Linked DNA regions of Homo sapiens: region 1 is linked to region 2. A link is a contact called in ENCODE Hi-C or POLR2A ChIA-PET data. All regions are on one chromosome and are shown on one strand. The core of a region is the stretch at or near the end of the contact, and the rest is flanking DNA. Distances in the headings are between cores, read along the strand shown.

Region 1 (3,086 bases), core at 126-2,625, 300 kb before region 2:
TGTAAAATCAGAACAGTAACACCTACTCTGTCCCCCTCGGATGGGTTTCTGAGGACCAAAATGTGAAGGCACTTTGTAAATGCGGCTCAACCCTTCTGCTTCACTGTGGTTAATGTTCAGTCTCTCTTAGGTAGAAAAACCAGTGACTTGCTGATTAGAAAACAAAGTAGAAATCAGCCCTTTCTCAAATCTACGCAACAATGTTCGAGATAAAGGGAACCCAAAAGCAACCTAATATTTTGAACCTCCTTTTACATCATTTCGAGATAAGTTTCTGAAGTAATGAGAGAATCTTTGGAATGTTCTAAGAAAATCTGTCAAAAACTGGAGGTTAATGGGGAAGAAAGGGAGGCTTTAAATTGGGTCAAATCACATTTTAAGAAGGCTGGGCGCGGTGGCTCACGCTTGTAATCCTAGCACTTTGGGAGGCGAGATGGGTGGATCACGTGAGGTCAGGAGTTCGAGACCAGCCTGGCCAACATGGCGAAACCCCGTCTCTAGTAAAAATACAAAAAATTAGCCGGGCAAGGTGGCGGGCGCCTGTAATCCCAGCTACTGGGGAGGCTGAGGCAGAATTGCTTGAACCCGGTAGGCAGAGGTTGCAGTGAGCCGAGATCGTGCCACTTCACTCCAGCCTGGGCAAAAGAGCGAAACTCCGTCTCAAAAAAAAAAAAACCAAAACCAAAACAAAACCGGAAGAAGAATATAAATTTATAGTAGCTTCCTGGCTATATCCCCTTCTGTTAGTCTGCAGAAGAGATGCCCGTTGGTAGCCATTCCCCCAGCCCCAGGACCGAAGGACGTCTTGACTCAGGCTTGGTCTGCTAGGTGCAAGGTGTTGTTGGCGTCTGGGGTGGGGACAGTGAAGAAAGGCGATCATTTTGCTTTAAATGAACATCAGAAGACCCAGGCCTGCTACTGCGTCTTGAAGGCCTGGAGTTGTTAAAACTCTGTGGGAGGGGGTGCCTCGTGACCTCCTTCCTCGCAGATGGGCTCAGGCAGCGTGACCGGCCCCAGGTGGTGCCCAGGCGCGCTGGGGATGGAGGCCCAGGCTGCGCGTTCACCCTGCCTCGCAGATAGCGAGTAGGGGCCTCCGGCTGGACCGCCCACCGGCCTTACTCTCCCTTCCCTGGCCTTGGGGCCTTGGACCAGGGTTAACCCTGGTCCCGTCTCCACCTCATTGCCCCCCGTGCAGCGCCGTCCCCGCCCTGGCTCCCGGCCCAGATCCCGAGGCCTCCCTCGCCCAGCAGTCTCGGTTCTTCCCCCTCGTGATTCATTTAGCAGCGGTGCAGAAAGCCTGTTTACCTCCGCAGCCCTGGGCGACTCGATCTGCGTAAAAAGCCCCAACGCCAGCTCCGACCAGTAGGGGGGGGATTGTCCTATAGATTATTTCTCCTCCTGGTTTTTGTTTTTGTTTTTTTTTAAACCAGAAGGCTTGGTTGAAGAGGGGGTGGGGTGGCGTGTTGCTGCTGTTTTTTAAAACACCGTATTTGAAAGAGAAACAAAAGCCACACAAAAGCCGTTTAGGAGGTACCAAGACTGTTTTTACATATAAAAAGTGCAGCGAATACCAAGGGGCCCCCAACAGTGATAAACTAAATGGTTGGCCGATTTCGACAATTAACAGTTAATCTGTTATCTGCGATCAGCAAACAAGTTTTGAGGCTCGAAGGACACCGAATTCCTGTTCCAGTCGATAGCGTTGTACTCGAATCTGTTGAGCACATCAGATGCTCCCTGTTTCTCCTAGAGCGAATCCAGCTTTAGCAAACATGGGTTTCCCAGGTTGAAGGACCGACTTGAGCCAGAGAAAATTCTCTTGTGCAGCTGAGGAGCCTCTGTCTGCATCGCCCCTCGAGCCCGAGCTCATCTGTTTGGTTTAGATTTCTCCAAATTGGTTTTCACCCCGATTTCGCGGACCTCCTAATTTTGCACGTAATAGGCCTCCGATAAATGTGTACTGAATGGCAGAAACTAAAGTGAGGCCCTCGGCCTGGAAGACGGCCTGACGCACGGCCTCGCCCTTGGAACCCCACTCGGGTTCCCAGAGCCCCCAGGCCGCTGCAGCCTGCGCGCAGCTTCGCCCTGCGCCGGCCAGGGCGGGCGGGCGGGGGAGGCCAGGAGGCACGAAGCGCCTGGAGCCTGCACGATGATAAATATTGCGCAGACAGCCCATAAATAATTTGCATTATGTTCAGCTGACAACGCGGGGCGATTAATTTTAATAGCTACATATTTGCCTGGGCTGCTGCTTTCGTAGGCCCCGTAATGAAAGGCGAGAGGCCGCCCTGGCTCCGTGCTCGCGGTCCAGGAAGGCAGCCGGGGGTGCGGGAAGGCCCGATGTGGCGTCTCCTCCAGGCAGCCCCCCGGGGAGCCCCAGCCCCTTGGCCCCCCTCTCGCCCTCCGTGCCTTGTGGAGGTGAGGTGTGCGCGCACCGCCGGAGCACCCCCGAGGCCTCGAGCAACAGGAGCCACCATAATGACACTGCACATTTGTCTGTGTGGGGAGAGCCACTTGTGGACTGGGAGACCCTCCACGTAGCTTTGTGCCCCACCCGGACCAAGTCCGGAGTTTCAGGTTCCACTTAGGCTAGGAGGGGGGTGTTTGCCGCCGCCAATTCGCCAGTGGGCCCCAGCTCGGCCGAGGCTTCTCCGCCCTCCCGGCAGAGGCAAGAGACAAAACAAAGCCCGGCTGTCCCCGCGTCCTCTCCGCGCGTGTAGGGTCCTGAGTTCTGCCTCCCAGGAGCTGTCCGGCGCTCCGCGGAAGGCCCCCCTAAAATGCTTCCTGAGCTCCTTGATGCAAAAGGACCGCACACATAAAGGACGGAAGAAAAGAAAGGGTCTGGAGGAGCTCTTTAAAAGAGGGGGCAGGGAAGGAAGCGCAGCGAGGAAGGACGCGGCTGCCGCGGTCCCGTGGTGGCCGGGTGCGCGCGTGTGCGTGTCTGTGTGTGCGTTCCGATGACAAAGCCCCGCCGCCGCCAGCAAGCTCCTGGCTGCCAGAGCTCTGGTGGGGGAGGGGAAAGGGAGGAGAGGAGCCAGCGCTAGCGTAGGTAGCGGGGAATCGAAGCTTCCCAGGAGAAAGAGTTC
Region 2 (2,894 bases), core at 346-2,845:
CTGCTGCATTTTCCTTCCCTCCCTCCTTCCATCAGCCCACCCACTCTCACTTAGCAAGTTTTGGCTTGAGAGCTTGCTCCGTGCCGGGAATAGGACGTGGCAGTTCATGTGCTCAGTATCAGCTAGGATTAGCTTTGGCTGAGAGTAACCAAAAAACCCCACATGACATTGGTATGTCCAAGATAGCATTCACTTTATCCCTCGTGTTCAGAAGGTCCAGATTTAGGCAGTGCCAGGAAGCGCTGGCATTGTACAGGGTTAGGGACACCGGCTCCTTGTTGTCTGCCAGGTATGGCTTCTAACATGGTTGAAAACCATGTCTCAGCTACGTGCAGTGGCTCATACCTGTAATCCCAGCAGTTTGGGAGGCCAAGGTGGGAGGATCCTTTGAGCCCAGGGGTTCAAGACCAGCCTGGGCAACATTAGCGAGAGACTCCATCTCTAAAAAAAAATAAGCCAGGTGCGATGGCACATGCCTGTGGTCCAAGCTACTAGGGAGGCTGAGGTAGGAGGATCTTTTGAGCCCAGGAGGTCGAGGATACAGTGAACCATGGTCACACCACTGCATTCCGGCCTGGATGACAGAGCAGGATCCTGTCTCAAACAACAACAAATAAAATACCATATCTAGACTTTCTTTGACAGTCCTCCCAACCAGGTGGAGCCTAATTCTCCTCTGAATATGGACCAGACATTTCCAATGAATTGAATGAACCAGAGGTGATGCTGTGAGGCCAGGTTGGAAAAGGTGATATGGCTTTCACCTCTCTCTCTCTCTCACTCCTTCTCCCCCTCGCCCTCTCTCCCTCTCTCCCTCTCTCCCTCCCTCCCACATGTCTTTGAAGCACTGAGCTGCCATTTAAGAATTTGGCTACCCTGAAGCTGCCATGTTGGAGAGAGATGCCCAAGGTATCCCAGATATTCTATTCTGCACAATCCACTCCCCACCCCTGCCAGTCTTCACAGCCCAGCTGCCAGACACGTGACTCTGCCCCGACACACATTTCTGCCCCTTCTGGAGCCTGCTAAGCCCACCACCCCACTTGGAGACAGCCTTCTTTTTTTTTTTTTTTTTTTTTTTTGAGACGGAGTTTCATTCTCGCTCTGTTGCCCAGGCTGGAGTGCAGTGGCACGATCTCAGCTCACTGCAAGCTCCGCCTCCCAGGTTCACACCATTCTCCTGCCTCAGCCTCCCGACTAGCTGGGACTACAGGCGCCCGCCACCATGCCCGGCTAATTTTTTGTATTTTTAGTAGGGACGGGGTATCACCATGTTAGCCAGGATAGTCTCGATCTCCTGACCTCGTGATCCGCCCACCTTGGCCTCCCAAAGTGCTGGGATTACAGGCATGAGCCACCGCGCCCCTTCGGAGATAGCCTTCTTGAGGGTAGAGGTCTCCCTAGAGCCTGCAATGGGGCCCTCTGGGGTCCTGAGGACACCGACATGCCTGCTGCCTGGGTTGGCAGCTGCTCACCATCTTTGCACTATCTTCTTACTGACAGCCCCCAGGTGACTCAGAACGTGTGGTTGACGTGGAGCCACTCAATTTCCTGCCTCGCCTCTCCTCTGGCCTCCTGGCTTGCAACCAAGTCTTCCTATCTGGGGGGTTGAGGGTGCTGTGGCTTCACACTGGCTTTCTCAGCTCCTCCCTCTCCTGCAGGGACTAGGTTGGCGGATCAAGGGAGGAGGAACAGTGGCCCTCATCCCTTCCAGTGCAGTGGGAATGGCACTAGATTGGAGATCTAGGCTGTCATCCAGGCTCTGCCACTAACTGGCTCCTGAGACTTGGTAAATCCCTTTACCCCTGGTCACAGTTTTCTTATCTACAAAGCCTTCATAGATTGAGGCTTTGTAATGCTCTAGTACAGTCATGTGTCACTTAATGAAGGGGATATGTTCTGAAAAATGTTTGGTTAGGGGATTTCGTCATTGTATGAACATCATAGCATATATTTCTACGAGCCTATGTGGTATAGCTTACTACACACTTAGGCTACATGGTATAGCCTGTTGTTCCTAGGCTACAAACCTGTACAGCATGTACTGTACTGAATACTGCAGGTAATTGTTATACAGTGGTATTTGTGTATCTAAACATCTCTACACATAGAAAAGTTACAGTAAAAATACAGTATTATAATATTACGGGACCACTGTCGTATATACAATATGTTGTTGACTGGTACGTCATTATGTGGTGCATACTTGTATTTATTGAGTGTCCACACTATCCTGGGGTTAGGCTCTTTGGAGGATCCCAAAGAAATTATATCATTTAGTGATTTTTCCATTGTGAACCCAACCCAATTCAATATTAGCAAAAGGGGAAATTGATTGGTTTATGTTACTGAATGGTCCAGAGGTAACCTACTTCAGGTATGGCTTCATCTAGGGCTTAAATGATGCCACCAGCACCCATTATCTGCTCTGTTTCCTCTGGATGGGTTTCATGGTTACACACAGTAGTGGTTCCCTGCCCCCACCCCCCAACCCCATCCAGATTCCTGGAACTTCCAGCCCCCATTCCTGCCACCTGCCCACCCAATTGTAGCTGCTCTACTCTAGAACTCACATGCTGTACAACCAAACCCAGCCCAGAAGAGAGACCCTGTGTTCCAGCATTCCCATCAAGAATCCTGATATTCACTCTGATTGGACCAATTTGGTCATGTGTATCTTCCCTTTTGAATTAAGCCAATCTGGTTGATCCCTAGAGCTGGATGTGCAGCCAACTCCAACTCCCTAAACTGCCTGGCTGGGAGAGGGAGGAAATAGATACTGGCCACTTGTGTGTGTGTGTGTGTGTGTGTGTGCGTGTGTGTGTGTTAGGATGGGGGTGGCTTATTCTTAAAGATCTTACTCAGAAAGGAGGCTGAGGCAGGAGGATCACTTG

What was found. A loop is a pair of places that touch in the nucleus more often than their neighbours do. ChIA-PET counts read pairs that join two places held with the same protein, here RNA polymerase II (POLR2A). Pooled maps may share reads with other maps.
Region 1: a pooled map shows a loop between it and region 2 (10-fold over the local background). The contact joins two enhancer-like sites. A Hi-C loop is called at or near these places in 22 of 37 single-sample maps with no recorded cell type and 14 of 50 pooled maps. POLR2A ChIA-PET finds 5 or more read pairs at or near these places in 9 of 52 experiments (CD4-positive, alpha-beta memory T cell, H1, OCI-LY7 and 6 more).

What each region holds. Positions count from the first base shown.
Region 1 is chrX:40,167,945-40,171,030 of GRCh38, reverse strand. It overlaps a transcript of BCOR not described here. Among named protein-coding and RNA genes, the nearest start is that of BCOR, 72 kb to the right of the region's middle. RefSeq lists enhancers at 747-946, 529-1,219, 1,220-1,910. Within about 2 kb of position 1,375, at least 16 of the 41 ENCODE cell types and tissues checked have a DNase peak (open chromatin) inside an H3K27ac peak, as active enhancers do.
Region 2 is chrX:39,869,077-39,871,970 of GRCh38, reverse strand. No RefSeq gene overlaps it. Among named protein-coding and RNA genes, the nearest start is that of MIR1587, 33 kb to the right of the region's middle. Within about 2 kb of position 1,595, at least 2 of the 41 ENCODE cell types and tissues checked have a DNase peak (open chromatin) inside an H3K27ac peak, as active enhancers do.